Regions from separate parts of the Homo sapiens genome. Here region 2 is linked to region 1. A link is an interaction called in ENCODE POLR2A ChIA-PET data of the cell type or tissue named here. Cell type or tissue: PC-9. All regions are shown on one strand. Links, peaks and the distances in the headings refer to the core of each region. The heading gives the core; the rest is flanking DNA.

The links. Peaks named below come from ENCODE experiments on the same cell type or tissue, not always from the same donor. Only the 100,000 strongest peaks of a DNase experiment are listed, where the experiment ranks them.
Region 2: POLR2A ChIA-PET joins it to region 1 with 5 read pairs; 2 of 35 experiments call an interaction of 5 or more read pairs at or near these places.

Annotation. Positions count from the first base shown.
Region 1 is chr7:151,548,724-151,556,734 of GRCh38, reverse strand. It overlaps PRKAG2 (protein kinase AMP-activated non-catalytic subunit gamma 2), which reads left to right. Exons shown (of 16, transcript NM_016203.4): 16 at 1-608. Among named protein-coding and RNA genes, the nearest start is that of RHEB, 33 kb to the right of the region's middle. In PC-9, for the core only: no CTCF peak of the experiment used is centred there; a DNase peak (open chromatin) is centred at 4,134.
Region 2 is chr7:151,637,321-151,645,331 of GRCh38, reverse strand. The region is part of intron 4 of PRKAG2 (protein kinase AMP-activated non-catalytic subunit gamma 2); the gene reads left to right. Among named protein-coding and RNA genes, the nearest start is that of RHEB, 120 kb to the right of the region's middle. In PC-9, for the core only: no CTCF peak of the experiment used is centred there; no DNase peak of the experiment used is centred there.

The sequences.
Region 1 (8,011 bases), core at 1,185-6,184:
TTCTTTAGATTTGTCAAAAAGTTGTAATTTGAATATAAATAATTACTTTAAAATTGTAATGACACTTTTACACGTAAGTGTTTTGTTCTGGGCTACCGTGTCAACGAGGCTGCTTTACAACAGCTTTATTTATTTTTACTTTCATGCAATTTTTTTACACATCTTTTGGTGGAGTAAACTTCACCACATCCATGAATAAACTCTCAGTTATTTTGAAATGGCAAATTTCTCATTATTTAAGTTTGGATCTGGAAAGGACATGACTTCTGAAATAGCCGCTGCTGGGTTTTAAAAGCTGAGGTCTCTCAAAGTGTGGAGGAGACGTTGCCGTCAGGCGGGAGCCAAGTGCCGGGAAGATGTCTATTTTTTTTCTTGTGTATTGAAATGTAAAATCATGATGTTTGTTATGACTGCTGATGCGATTGTTTTTGTAAATTTTATTGTGGCATATACAGTATTGTCATACAGTTGAAGAGAAACAATGTTTCCTAATGTAAGTGCTCTGAAAATGTTGACACTGTATATATATATATGAGGATAGTTTGTTTTTTTTTTGTTTTGGGTTTTTTTTTTTCAGATTGAAAAATTAAAATAGATCCTACTATCTACCATTTTGTTAAAGAAGTTATTTAAAATGCCTTATATTTCAACACCTATCGATTAAAATTCTACATGCAGTTTTCCACTTAGCTATTTCTCCCCAAATAAAGAAGTACATGAATTTCATCTCTTTTCCGGTATCAGGAAAAAAAGTCAGGGTTTAATTCATAAACTCTCTCTCTCCACTATTAAGTATGAATATATGTATTTATTATTTTTATTTTATTTTATTTTATTTATTTTTTTGAGACAGAGTCTTGCTCTGTCGCCCAGGCTGAAGTGCAGTGGCGTGATCTCTGCTCACTGCAACCTCCACCTCCTGGGTTCAAGCGATTCTTCTGCCTCAGACTCCCAAGCAGCTGGGATCACAGGCATGCACCACCACGCCCAGCTAATTTTTGTGTGTGTGTGTATTTTTAGTAGATACGGGGTTTCACCACGTTGGCCAGGCTGATCTCAAATTTCTGACTTCAGGCGATCCACCTGCCTCAGCCTACCAGAGTGCTGGGATTACAGGCGTGAGCCACCGTGCCTGGCTGAGTATGAATATATTTAATTTAAAATTGCCACACAGGTTTTTTGCATGGGTGCTAAGGTATCAAGTTTTTCATTTCCTAGTAGTCCAAATATGAGAGGGAGAGCAAATGTGTATGTTTTCCCCATAGAAACAATAGTGGTTGTGATTTAAGCTAATGGTAATATTTGGGAGAAAGGAAAAAGTCACAAAGCTGCCAAAACAACACAATTTTGAAACTCAGAGAATTTATCAATCTGCTCCTTGTTTGTGTACCCAACACATGAGTGTCTGCAGAGTACATATCTACATACAGGTGACGTGGCACATATATAGGTACAGTCGTGGGCCATGTACAGATGCTTCAGTCAAGGACAGACTGCATATATCACAGTGGCCCCATGAGAGTATCACAGCAGCATTTTGCTGTACCTTTTCTATGTTTACATGCACAAATACCATTGTGTTACAGTTGTCTACAGTAACATGCTGTACAGTTTGGTAGCCTAGGAGCCATAGGCCATACCTATAACCCAGGCATGTAGTGGGCTGCACCATCTAGGATTGTGTAAGTACACTCTATGATGTTCACACAAAGATGAAATCACCTAGGCCAGGCGCAGTGGCTCACACCTGTAATCCCAGCACTTTGGGAGGCCGCGGCAGGTGGATCATCTGAGGTCAGGAGTTCGAGACCAGCCTGGCCAACATGGCAAAACCCCGTCTCTACTAAAAATACAAAACTTAGCCAGGCGTGGCGGCGGGCACCTGTAATCCCAGCTACTCGGGAGGCTGAGGCAGGAGAATCACTTGAACCCAGGAGAAGGAGGTTGCAGTGAGCCTAGATCGCACCACTGCACTCCAGCCTGGGTGACAGAGCGAGACTCCAGCTCAAAAAAGAAAAGATGAAATCACCTAACAACACATTTCTCAATGCATTCTCATGGGTAAGCAACACATAACTATAGGTCACCACGTGTATAGTTATATAGATGATGTGGCATATATCTAGGTGTGTAGGTGACATAGCATATTTTTGCTTTAGAAAAGGGTTTCGGGGCATGTAGAAAGGTACTCGCGATTCCTATTCCTATTCCCGCGAGGCTCGTTCAGCAGAGCTTGGTCTCCCTCAGGCATGCTTGTTCCAGGCTCCTGAGTTGTGCCAGGCACGGCACGGCTCACAACAGGCCTCTCACTGAGGCTTGGCCTTGGAGCAGCCTCTTCCTGTTGTCAGGCTACAACTAACAAAGGCCTGGTACCCTCTTCCAGCGAAGGGTTGGCATTTGTTCCTAGCAAATGGTGAAGGCGTGGCTGTGGTGAGCGTGCTGCTCCTGCTCAGTGCCTTTGTAGGAATAAGGGAAAGTGGCCCTGAATGAGGCCAAGTCTAGTTAAAGGCCACACATTGGTAAATATGTATTGAAGGAGAGATTTGAAGGGAATAAGTCTTAAGTGGTTCTAGATAGAGAAACCCTTGCTGGGTGACCCCCAGGTGTCTGCCCTGACCTCGTCATGGTGAGGCTCAGAGGGACCCCGTGGGCGCTGGCTGCCTGTGCTGTCCCACCCCCGCCTTGAGGCGGAGCTGAGGGCACTTGAGAGGATTGTCCTGAATGTCACCTGGGTGGTGGATAAGGGCAGGTGCATGTCACAAATCAAGGATGTTGGTTCTGTTTCGCATTCTAATCTCTAAGAAGAGTTTATGATGTAAATGTATTGAACTGATAGAATTTCTTAGAACATTTCTTAGGAAGGTTTAGTCTTCTAAACTCAGGGAAGCGGACGGTCTTCGCGGCCAGGGGAGATTCTGTTCCCCAGGGGGGCATTTGGCAATGTGGAAACATCTTCGGTTGTCACAGCTTGGGGTGGGGAGAGGGGACTGCGATGGGCCAGGCCCTGCTCCTCTGCCTGCACCCAGGCCCCCTAGCTCACTCATTCAAGCCACCTCCTGGGCCTCACAGGCATTGGAGGGCGAAAGGCTTTGGATGGGAGCTGCCCCTGGCACACAGCAGTGGGCTCTCAGCCGGGCTGACGCTGCTCTCAGATCAGCTTCCTTCCTTTCCTGCTGTCCCCGTCCTCACCTGTGCCCTTTGGGCCAATGGGGAAGAAGTGGCCGGAGCCGGGCCCTGCACTTGTGGCCGACTTGCCTGAGCTGCAGAGAGCAGAGGAGACACGGAGCGTGCGATGGAGTCTGCGGGGCTCAGGCGCGAAGGCCCAGGAAGGAGGAGCAAAGCTCCCACAGTGGCCTCACTTACCCGCCAGGCAAGGGGAGAGGGTGGCAGTCGAGGAGCCCTCACCTCTGTCTACAGCCCTGCCCCTGGGCACCTCACTCCTGTTTCCAACACAGCCTCCTTCACCTCTGCTCCTGCACACACAAAGCAGAAAAGCTGGAAACCACCTCGTTTTCTGTGCATTTTTAAATCCTCCTCCCCACCCCTTTGAAAAGATCTCCTAAGAGGGCAGCATTTCCAACAGCTTTGAATGCATTCGAGTTGTAAGCCCTAAGAGGTGTCCCTTCCGAATTATGGCCACTATGCCTGGCTGCATTTTTAAACCAAAAATCGAATCACTTCAGTGCTGGGAAACCCTCGCTGCCTAGAGAATCCAGCCTTATCTCCTGAGCTGGGAGATGGAGGCCCTCACTGGCCTCTGCCCACACTGATGCACTTCCCTGCACTCCAGAAGGGTCCCCAGCTTCCACACCTGCCTGCCTGCACCATATCTCCAGATTCTCCATCTAGAGCAATTCTGCTCATCTCTCAAGATCTGAATCAAATATGACTTCTGCTGTGACTCTCCCTCCCCAGCAAACAGATGCCCCCTCCCTCTGTGCTGCACAAGACCCGCCACACACACAGCTGTATTTGTTGTAAGTCACCGTCCCTACCCTACCCTCACTCCCTCCTGGCCAGCGGAGAGCAGTGGTTGAAAGCGGCTGGCATCTGCAGTCAGAGGAGGGTTTGCTGCCCGGCACTGCTGTCACTGCCAGGAAGCTGTTGTGCAATCCCTTACCTTGTTTAGACTGGTTTTTCTCACCTGGCAAGTTGTTTATAGGCAACAGCACTTTGCAGGCTCTAAAGGACCATGTAAATGTTAGTAGCAGTTGTTGTTGACACAGTGGTCCCCTGAGTCCTTTGAGGAGGGTGACCTGTTCATCTCGATGCTCTGAGCTCTGGCAAGGATCCGGCATGTGGCAGGTGCTCAACTGATGTCTGTTCAGAGTCTGGACAGTGGCTGGTGAAAGCCAGCACGTCTATGTGGATCGTGGCGCTGGTGCAGCGTCCCCATCCCACAAAGTTTTTCCCTCTAGATTGCCAGTTGACTATTAAGTTAGAGAGATGCCACATAATCTGCAGTGTTACAGACAAATCCAGAGGTGGCCAAGTGCGCAGACCAACCGCGCACAAAGAATACGACTTAGCCATGTGTGGAGAGAGCTCCTCTTGCCTTTTAGGAGAACGGAGGAAAGTGTCCCAGTGCCTGCTCAGAAAGAAAAACAAGGCTGGCTCCAGGAGCCAGAAGTACAAAAGACTGCCCCTCACCTCCACTGAGGGAGAGATTTGATGAGCTCATTCCTGAGCCTCTTGAAATCCAGACCCACGATTCCCTGATTTTTACTGTTTTAGGGGCCAGATGCTGTGACTCATACCTCTAATCCCAGCACTTTGGGAGACCAAGGGAGGAGGATCATTTCAAGCCAGGAGTTCAAGACCAGCCTAGACAACACAGTGAGACCCATCTCTACAAAAATAAAAAATTAACTGGCGTAGTGATATGTGCCTGTGGTCCCAGCCACGCCGGAGTCGGAGGTGGGAGGATCAGTTGAGCCCAAGAAGATCAGTGCTGCAGTGAGCCGAGATGGCGCCACGGCACTCCAGTCTGGGTGACAGAGCAAGATCCTGTCTTTAAAAAAAAAAAAAAAAAAAAGGCTGGGCGTGGTGGCTAACGCCTGTAATCCCAACACTTTGGGAGGCCGAGGCAGGCGAACATTTGAGGTCAGGAGTTTGGGACCAGCCTGGCCAACATGGTGAAACACTGTCTCTACTAAAAATACAAAAATTAGCTGGGCATGGTGGCACACACCTGTAATCCGAGCTACTAGGGAGGCTGAGGCTGATGCAGGAGAATCATTTGAACCTGGGAGGCAGAGGTTGCAGTGAGTCGAGATCTTGCCACTGCACTCCAGCCTGGGCAACAGAGCAAGATTCCGTCTCTAAATAAATAAATACATAATTTGATTTAATTTAATTAAGTACTGCTTTAGGACCAGCCCCTGGGATAAGTCCTAATCAGAAGTGTCCAGTGGAAAGAGGAGAAGGTGGTACCCCTGGTTCAGAGGAGTCTTTCAAATACAGGCACCAGCCACCTGGCCTGCAATGAGGGGGCTCTCATGAGGCTCATGGTCCACATCATCTCATGACTTTTTAGAACTTCACAAAAGAGATGTTTCCTCCCCAGTCCCTCTGGGCTTCAATACTGATTTATATAACAACTGTTACACTGTGCACAGAGTGCCCTGCTCCACACCAGGCACTGTTCTGGGGGCTTAGGACTCATCTAGGAGGCAGTAAACTCCCGTGCTCAGGAGCTTGCGTTCTAGTGTGGGGGAAGAAAGGAAAAAGAAAAAAATCTTAAAGCAGAGCAATGTAAGAAGGATCTGGAAGCTTTGTTACAGCTGTTTCCTCTCCCTGGAATATTTTCTCCAGATACCAGCTGGGCCAGCTCCCCTGCCTCCTTCAAGTCCTGCTGAAATCTCACCCTCATGATGAGGCCTGCTTAGACCACAGACTATTAATCATTACTACTACTGCAAATAACAGTAATGCAAAGAAAAATAAGGGGAGGAGACCTACCAACCACCAAGTGCTTCTTCCTGCCAGGCACTCAGCCAAGTGCTTTGGACACATGATCTTTTTTAATCTTCACACGTTATCATGAGGTAGTCTTTATTATCCCAGAAATGTTAACTAATTTGGCCAAGTTCATACCACACCAAATTTGAGGCCTTCGAAACAGTCTAATACCAAATCCTATGCTCGTTTTTTGGTTGTGTGTGTGTGTGTGTGTGTGTGTGTGTGTGTGTGTGTGGTTTTGTGTGTTTTGTGTGTGTGTGTGTGTTTTGGTTTTTTGTTGTTTTTTTTTTTTTTGAAAGAAGATCTCGCTGTCACCCAGGCTCGGGTGCAGTGGTGGAATCACAGCTCACTGCAGACTTGACCTCCTGGGCTTAAGTGATCCTCCCAGCTCAGCCTCCTGAGGAGCTGGGACTACAGGCATGTGCCACCATGCCCAGCTAATTTAATGTGGGTTTTTTTTCTTCTTTGTAGAAATGTGGTCTCCCTATGTTGCCCAAGCTGGTCTCAAATTCCTGGGCTCAAGCAGTTCTCCCACCTTGGCCTCCCAAAGTGCTGGGACTGCAGGTGTGAGCTACTGCACCTGGCCATAGCCTATGCTCTTAATCCCAGTTCCAAATGGCTGCTGTGAGCTAAACTGTGTCCCCCCAAAACATATAATGTCATTGTCACCCCTGGTTACTTATGCATGTGGCCTTATTGGAAATTGTGTCTTTGCAAATATATTCAAGTTAAGATGAAGCCGTTAGGGTGGGCTTTAACCCACTATGACCAGTGTCCTTAAGAGGGCAGTTTGGACATAGATGCTGTTTTAGTCCATTCTGTGCTGCTATAACAGAAAACCACAGAGCGCATCATTTATAAACAAGAAGTTTATTTGGCTCACGGTTCTAGAGGCTGGGAAGTCCAAAATCAAGGGGCCATATCTGGTGAGGGCCTTCTTGCTGAGTCATAGCATGGCCGATGGCATCACAAGGCAAGAGGGAGCCCAGGAGCCCACACTTCTTTTTTTGTTTGTTTGTTTGTTTGTTTGAGATGGAGTCTGACTCTGTCACCCAGGCTGGAGTACAGTGGCGTGATCTTGGCTCACTGCAACCTCCGCCTTCCAGGTTCAAGAAATTCTCCTGCCTTAGCCTCCTGGGTAGCTGGGATTACAGGCGCCCACCACCACCCCCAGCTAATTTTTTTGTATCTTTAGTAGAGACAGCGTTTTGCCATGTTGGCCAGGCTGGTCTTGAACTCACGACCTCAGGTGATTCACCCGCCTCAGCCCCCCAAAGTGCTAGGATTATAGGCCTGAGCCACCGCACCTACCCCAAACTTGCTTTTATAAGAAACCCACTCTCAGCATAAGGACATTAATCCGTTACATTCTTCTTAAATGTCCTACCTCACAATGCTGTCACACTGGGGATTAGGCTTCCAACTCATGAACTTCAGGGGACACATTCAACCACAGCAGATCCACAAAGAGAAGAGCATGTGACACTGGAGGCAGAGGTGGGAGTGACACATGCACAAACTAAGAAATACCAAGGACTGGCATAACCCCGAAAGCTAAGGAAGCGTGGAACAGATTCTCCCCAGAGCCTTCAGAGGGAGCGTGGCCCTGCAGCGCTTTGATTTCAGCCTTCTGGCCTCCAAAACTGTGAGAGAATCTGCGTCCCTTGTTTTAAGCCAGCCAGTTTGGGATACTTTGCTATGGCAGCCCCAGGAAGTTAATACAAATGCCTCTCTTTGCACCCTATTTTACTGATTTTTTTTTTCTGCAATACAAGTTTTGACACTTTTACCCGTTTTCACCATTAGGTGAGATCAAAGCCTCAATGTTAATAACAGAGAAACTAGACCTAGGAAGCACAAAGGGCACCCAAGGCAGTCCCTCTCCTCCCAGTGGGAACCCTGAGGGAAATAAGAGATTCCTAGTTGGGAGCAGAATGTAAGTGTCACTTTGAGTGTATCCATCTTAAATGCTTCATCAAGAAGACAAGGGGATGCATGTCAAGCTGAAAGAGTAACAGCCCAACACAGGAAAGGATGGAGGCCCTTGTTC
Region 2 (8,011 bases), core at 1,422-6,421, 88 kb before region 1:
GCGGTTAGACTGAGAGCCTTAGTTCATTGACATGGGCCTCTCCCGCATGGCAGCTTGCTTCACCAAAGCCAGCAAGATAGTGATCTGCTAGAAAGACAAGCCACAGTCTTATGTATATAGACAGAAGCTTAATAATGGAAGTGGTGTCCCATCACCTGTGCTGAATACTGTTGGCTAGAAGTAAGTCACTAGGTCCTGCTCACACTCAAGAAGAGGGATACACAAGTACATGAATGCCAGGAGGTGGGGATCATGCATTGGGGGCCATCTCAGAGTCTGCTTGCCATATTCATACAACTCAATAAGAACAAAAACTCTAATAAATAAATAGACAAAAGATGTGTACAGTCACTTCACAAAAGAAAACACATTAATTACCAATAAACACAAAAAGATATTGTCCTCAAGGAAATGCAAATTAAACTCACAGCAAGAAACCTATACACCCACTAGAATGACTAAAATGATAAAAAATGTTAAGAGACCATACCAAGCATTGATGAGGACATGAAGCAACTGGAACTCTCAACCACTTTGGGCAGAAATGTAAAATGGTACAGCCAGTCTGTGAAATGGGTGGTTTCTCATATTAAACACACACCTACCAAATGACTCAGCCATTCTACTCCTTGGTATTTGCCCAAGAGAAATGAAAGCATGTTCCTACAAAGACTTGACCACACATGTTCACAGCTTTATTCCCAATGGTCAAAAAGTGAAAATATCCCACATGTCCATCAACTGGTGAATGAATAGACAAAATGGGGTCTATCCATAGAATGGGATGCTACTTAGCAATAGAAATGAACAAACTACTGGTATACTGAGCGACATGAATGAATGGCAAAATAATTATGCTAAGTGAAATAATCCAGGAGCAAAAGCACATATACTGTATGATTCCATATACACAAAATTCTAGGAAATATTTATAGTGACATAGTGATAAAAAGTAGATCAGTGGTTGCCTTGAAGAAGGGGTGAACCACAAAGGAGCATGAGCAAACTTTTGGAGTGATAAAAAAATTTTCTCTATATTTTATTTTTTTAATTTTCTCTTTAACATTTATTTACTTTTTAAATTTTATTTTTCCATAAGTTATTGGCATACAGGTGGTATTTGGTTACATGAACTTACATGAGTAAGTTATTTAGTGGAGATTTGTAAGATCCTGGTGCATCCATCACCCGAGCAGTATACTCTGCACCATGTTTGTAGTCTTTTATCCCTTGCCCCGCTTCCGCTCTTCCCTCCAAGTCCCCACAGTCTATTGTATCATTCTTATGCCTTTGCGTCCTCATAGCTTAGCTCCCACATATCAGTGAGAACACACAATGTTTCGTTTTCCATTCCTGAATTACTTCACTTGGAATAATAGTCTCTAGTCTTATCCAGGTCATTGCAAATGCTGTTAATTTATTGCTTTTTATGACTGAATAGTATTCCATCGTATAATTGTACTGATGATTTCATCCTAGCTCATCAAATTGTACACTTGGAATAGAAATCGTTTATTGTTGGTAAATTACACACAACAAAAAGGGACACTACAAATCATTCTTTAAAGGATTTGCATTATGAGGTATGAAGGTCCTGCTTCTCCATTTCCTTGGCTCTGTGTCTGCAGTTCACTCTAATCCACCATAAGTGGCTATGTAACACTGTGGATAGTAAATGAAGACCACTGAAGTCTCCAGAATGTAGAAGATGTGGTGGAGGCATTAGTGGGTCCCTTTAATTTCAGCTGGAATATTGTACTTCCTTTTGATCACGTTATGTAGAGCAGAACTGAAGTGGAAGTAGTCTGTCTCAATCATGTTTGTAATTTTTCACCAATTTAGGAATAGAGCTTCCACCCAATATGGGATTTAAAGGGGCTGAAAAACAGTTAACAGTGATCTGTTCTAGAAAGGGTTAATGAATAGGTCAGTTGCAGGGGAGGGAGCAGAGAATAGAAAACAGAGACTGCCTTGTGACACTATATCATTCTGTACATTGCATTCTAATATAAATACAACATATTTCAAAGTTTGTGACTTGGCTGCATTAAGAATTGAAAGGTTAGATGAACTTGGTGAGCATTACTTATTTTTTTATTTGCAATGTATTATAAGACAATACTAAGAGTTATCAACCTATAAGAGAATATAAATATTCCGCTCCCAATAACTCATGTTAAACACAAAGCTAATAATAAAATATTTTGATTGGCAAAAAAATGGATTTATTTGTGAAAGGCAAGAGATGTATGCATTTCAGACTGTAACGAATGAATTTGAAGGGTAGCAAGGCAATCATGCTGATTCTCCATGTTCCTTGAGCTCCTTCTTCATATCTTCTATGCCAATTTCTAGTCATGCTAGCACATGTTCGTTCAACAGATATTTTATTAACCAACTACCCTGGTTCTGGGCACATAGCCCATATTAAGTAAGTATTTGCTGAATGAATGACTGTCTTCAAAAGCTTACCATTGTCTCCTATTTTGGAAATTCGAAGATAATTTAACATAGAGAATCCAAAGGACTTTTTGGGTTAATCAATTTTCTTCACCTTTTGTTTAACAATACTTCCTTTGAAACAGGTTTTCAGCTGACTTGAGCTGGACAAATTGGTTGCTACTCTCTCTGAAAAGATACTGTGGAATAAATTATCTTTAAAGAAATCATGAATGTTAGGGAGGAACTAATATTTATAGCATCTGAAATTGTTATTCAGAAAGCTGTCAAAATGAACAAAACCTTCTCTCCAAATATATTGATTAAAAGCAATCAGCAGAATTAATACACTTCTTTTTGGGGAGTGGGGTGGTCTCAGTTTGTTGCCCGGGTTGGAGGGCAGTGGTGTGATCACAGCTCACTGCAGCCTTGAACTCGTGGAGTCAAGCAGTCCTCCCACCTCAGCCTCCTGTGTAGCTAGCTGGGACTACAGGCATGAGCCACTATGCCCAGCTACCTTTTGTTTTGTTTGTTTGTTGTTTGTTTGTTTGAGATGGAGTCTCGCTCTGTCGCCCAGGCTGGAGTGCAGTGGCGCGATCTTGGCTCACTGCAAGCTCTGCTTCCCATGTTCACACCATTCTCCTGCCTCAGCCTCCTGAGTAGCTGGGACTACAGGTGCCTGCCACCATGCCTGGCTAATTTTTTTTTTTTCTGTATTTTTAGCAGAGACAGTGTTTCACCGTGTTAGCCAGGATGGTCTCGATCTCCTGACCTCGTGATCCACCCGCCTCGGCCTCCCAAAGTGCTGGGATTATAGGTGTGAGCCACCACGCCTGGCCCCTTTTTTTTTTTTTTTTTTTTTTTAAAGATGGGGTCTCCCTATGTTGCCCAGGCTGGTCTCAAACTCCTGGGCTCAAGTGATCCTCCCACCTCAACCTCCCAACATGCTAGGATTACAGACCGAGCTACTGCATGTGGCCAAGAATTAATACTCATAGTGTTGAATATATATTTGAGATTTTTTTCAAATTTCTACACTACTTTTAAAAATCAATTGTCTTCCCTTAACAGAAACTAAAATTGGCCAGGTGATGTCACTCATGCCTATAATCCCAGTGCTTTGGGAGGCTGAGGCAAGAGGATCACTTGAGCACTGGAGTTTCAGACCAGCCTGGGCAACATTAGCCAGGTATGGTGGCACGTGCTGGCACTCCCAGGTACTTGGGAGGCTGAGATGGGAAAATCACTTGAGCCCAGGAGTTCAAGGTTACAGTGAGCTATGATTGTGCCACTGCACCAGCCTAGGTGACAGAGCAAGACCCAGTCTCTTAAAAAAGAAAGAAAGGGCCGGTTCTGGTGGCTCCTGCCTGTCATCCCAGCACTTTGGGAGGCTGAGGTGGGTGGATCACTTGAGGTCAAGAGTTTCAGACCAGCCTGGCCAACATGGTGAAACCTTGTCTCTACTAAAATACAAAAAATTTGCTGGGTGTGGTGGTGTGCGCCTGTAGTCCCAGCTACTTGGGAGGCTGAGGCAGGGGAATCACTTGAACCAGGGAGGTGGAGATTGCAGTGAGCCGAGATCGTGCCACTGCACTCCAGCCTGGCAACAGAGCGAGACTCCATCTCAAAAAAAAAAAAAAAAAAAAAAGGAAAAAAGAAGGGAACAAAAAAGCTGAAATTGTAGGGTGGTGGCAAGAGCTGGCAAAGCTCTCAGCCAGTATCCATGCCAGGATCTCATACTGCCAGCGAACTTTGGTCCTCAGATAGAATCTATTACAATAAAAACTACCCTGCCATCATTTCTTGGCACAGTCACTTTTTTTCCTTCAAAATGTTAATTCCAACACTAAAGGGAAAGTGACTATAATGATTTCCAAACAGCAATGAGGTCCAAGGGAAGCATGAGTAAATTGAGTGAAATAACTTCTAAACCCATTTATGCTACTAAAATCAACTGTTTCCCTACCAAGTTTTAATGGATGTCTGAATGAACAATTCATTTCACTCAAATATTTTTTGAATGCCTACTATGTGTCACACACAGGCAATACAAGGATGATGAGTCATTCGTTCCCTTCAGAGAGCAATGTGGGACTCAGAGGAAACAGAAAAGTAAATCCCAAGCCAGTGTGTTAAATGCCATATGGAAGCATGTGGGTTCAGAGAAGTAATTAACCAGGCAAGTTGTGAGAAAAGGTCGTGAATCGGGGAAGGAAGGAAGGAAGGAAGGCGGTGGGGGAAGGAGGAAAAGCAGACTGAAAGAAAAGAATCGGGAAAGGCTTTCAGAGAAAGATTGATCTGAATCTTTAAAAATAGTAAGAACTGGCCAAGGAAAGGAGGAAGAAACAAGGAGGCCAGAATGCTCAGAAACCCTTACAGCAGGGAGTGTATGGTCTATTCCAGGACAATGCCTTAAGGTTTAGGTGTGGGGTACACAGAGGGACATGGCAAGAGAAGGTGAATAAATGATCAGGCCCTTCCCCCCAGCTCAGGAGTTTGCCAAGAAAATCCTAAAGATTGCCGAGAGCCACTGAATGGTTCTAAGTTAGTGAATAATAAGTCTGTTTTGTTTTTGTTTTTGTTGAGACAGAGTCTCACTCTGTCACTCAGGCAAGAGTGCAGTGGCAGGATCTCAGTTTACTGCAACCTCCGCCTCCCAGGTTCAAACAATTCTTGTGTCTCAGCCTCCCAAGTAGCTGGAATTACAGGTGCATGCCCCATACCCGGCTAATTTTTGTTTTTTTCATAGAGACATTGTTTCACCATGTTGCCCAGGCTGGTCTTGAACTCCTGACCTCAGGTGATCCACCTGCCTCGTCCTCCCAAAGTGCTGGGATTACACATGTGAGCCACTGTGCCTGGCCAAGACTACATTTTTAAAATGTCACTCTTATCAGTCAGGGTTCTTCAGAGAGACAGAGCCAATAGGTGATAGATAGATGATAGAAACGGATGGAGGTAGGTAGATAGATAATAGATGATTGATTGATTGATTGATTGACTGACTGATAGATGGATGAGAGGGGATTTATTGGGGGAATTGCCTCATGGGATTATGGAGGCTGAGAAGTCCCACAACAGGCCATCTCCAAGCTGGAGTCCCTGGGATGCAGGTAATGGTAGCGTGGCTCAGTCCAAGTCTGAAAGCCTCAGAACTAGAGAAGCCAGTGGCGTAATTCTCAGTCCAAGGCCAAAGGCCTGAAAACCAGAGGGCTGCTGCTGTTAAGTCCCAGTGTCAAGGCAGGAGAGCCTGGAGTTCTGATGCCCAAGAGCAGGAAGAGGAAAGTGTCCCAGCTCCAGGAGAAAGAGCAAGGAAATCCTCTGTCACCTTTATTGTTCTCTCCAGGCCCCCAGCTAATTAGATGGCGCCCGCCCACACTGGAGGCAGATCTTCCCCACTCAGTCCACTGACCCACATGCCAGTCTCTGGAAACTCCTGCACGGACACACCCAGAAATAATGCTTTACCGGTTGTCTAGGTGTTCCTTAATCCAGTCAAGATGACTGGATTCAAATTTAACCATCATAGGCACTCTGGCTACACGGAAGGAAATAGACTGGAAAGCGGGCAAGACTGGAGGAGCTCAAGCTGCCCGGCTGGCCAACCCTGAGAAAATGGAAGCCTGAAACAGGGGAGGTGTAGCAGGGATGGAGACAAGTGGGTTGTCTCAAAAGAAACCAAGACGGCAAGACCCAGAGGACTGGGGCACAGTTTTAGATGAAGTGCATCTGCGTTGGTGTAGAAAACTCCAGTGGAGATGATGGCAGTGTGGAGCTCAGGAGAGGGCTGGGCTGGGACTGAGACCTGGACATGTCAGGCACAGTGGTGGGTTGGAGCTGCCTGGAGAATGCCCAGTGGGAACGGGAGCAGAGTGCATGTGCAGCTCCTGTCCAGCATCCAGGGGGTTTCACGTCGTTCTTTACTCTTTGGAGGACGCCCTTGCAGAGCAGAGTGGAGCTCAAGGAAGACAGCAGGATGCACAGAAACTAAGAGTTCTGTATGCTAAATTATTCAGGAGCTCCTTACCCAGTATTTGAGGTTGATTTATTTCTTGCAGGAGCTATTTAAGACTTCTTTTAAGAGGCAGAGCAAACTCATATCCGACCTCTGTGCGTAAAGGAGTGCTTTTTTGGCAATTGTTTTATGATTAAGTTTTCAGGCTGAAGTTTTCCCTTCTGATAGTCATTCAAAATACAGTGTTTTGCTGCACCTGGGCACAATTATGTAAGACACAACTTAATAATTTAGCTTTTTTTTTTGAGACAGAGTCTCACTCTGTCGCCAAGCTGGAGTGCAGTGGTGCAATCTTGGCTCACTCCAAGTTCCGCCTCCTGGGTTCAAGCGATTCTCCTGCCTCAGCCTCCCGAGTAGCTGGGACTACAGGTGTGCGCAACCATGCCCGGCTAATTTTTGTATTTTTAGTAGAGACGGGGTTTTCACCATGTTGGCCAGGATGGTCTCGATCTCCTGACCTTGTGATCCGCCCGCCTCGGCCTCCCAAAGTGCTGGGATTACAGGCATGAGCCACCATGCCGGGATAATAATTTAGCATTTTTTACCAACCAAGAAGTCACACTTGTGATGGCTCCATGTTTCTCAGGCATTCTCTCCATAAAGTCCAACTTGGGTCCCTCTGTTCCCTCCCACCACACTAGAGTCCAGTAACCTCAGACTGGCTGATGTGATATAAATGGAAATGTTCCCTGTGGTGGAACTGTGCCAGGCTGTTAGCAGAACCCAGTTCCTCCCTGCCATGGTTGGCCCATTTTGTTCTCCCTGGGGAGATCGGTCTGGATTATCAGGAGGGTTTGGGTGGTGGATTTGGTCTGTTTTTGCTACATCAAACATCCCTGATGCTGATGGACTGAGAGAGGAGTCGGTGTCACAAGTGCACGCCCCTTCCCTTTGCTTGCATGACATTGCCCACGCCCTTCCCCTCCCTTCGCCTCTTCTCCCGGCTTTCCCTGCCTGCCTGAAACAGCTAAAATTAAGTCTGGCATAAGTCTGTTGAGACTTTAAGAAAACATTGCCATAAAAGGGCAACGACGACCACCAGCTTCAAGTTCTGTGTGCTGACAAATTCGTCTGTCTTTTGACCCTGTGCACATTAATGTACATACCTAAACTGTAAAAGCCCTCAAATTCCTGAAATTGACTTAGTGTGTTATAAAAAAAAAAAAAAAACCTCATGACTTTTTCTGTTGTTCCATGAGTAGCCTCCTTTCTAAGGAAGAAAACATAAGATTTCTTACTAAGTAAAAAACCTGTAGAAATAAATTCAATCCCACTAGCATATTACATAAAAACATTTTTATTTTAGGCTACTCCTGTACACCCATTCATTATCAAGTGGAGTTGCATAAAACATTAATTGTTAGAATTTCTACTCTCTACCAACTTCTGTAGTGATGGTTTATAGGTCTTTTCAGTCTGTGAACCACTTTTGCGGTCCTCCTGACGTACATACTGCCATTTGTTGCCCATTTCTGCCTCCCAAAAAACAACCCCTCACGATTACAGGTGAAATTGATGGTGCTTATCATAAACACCGGTAAGAATTTTTTTAAATTA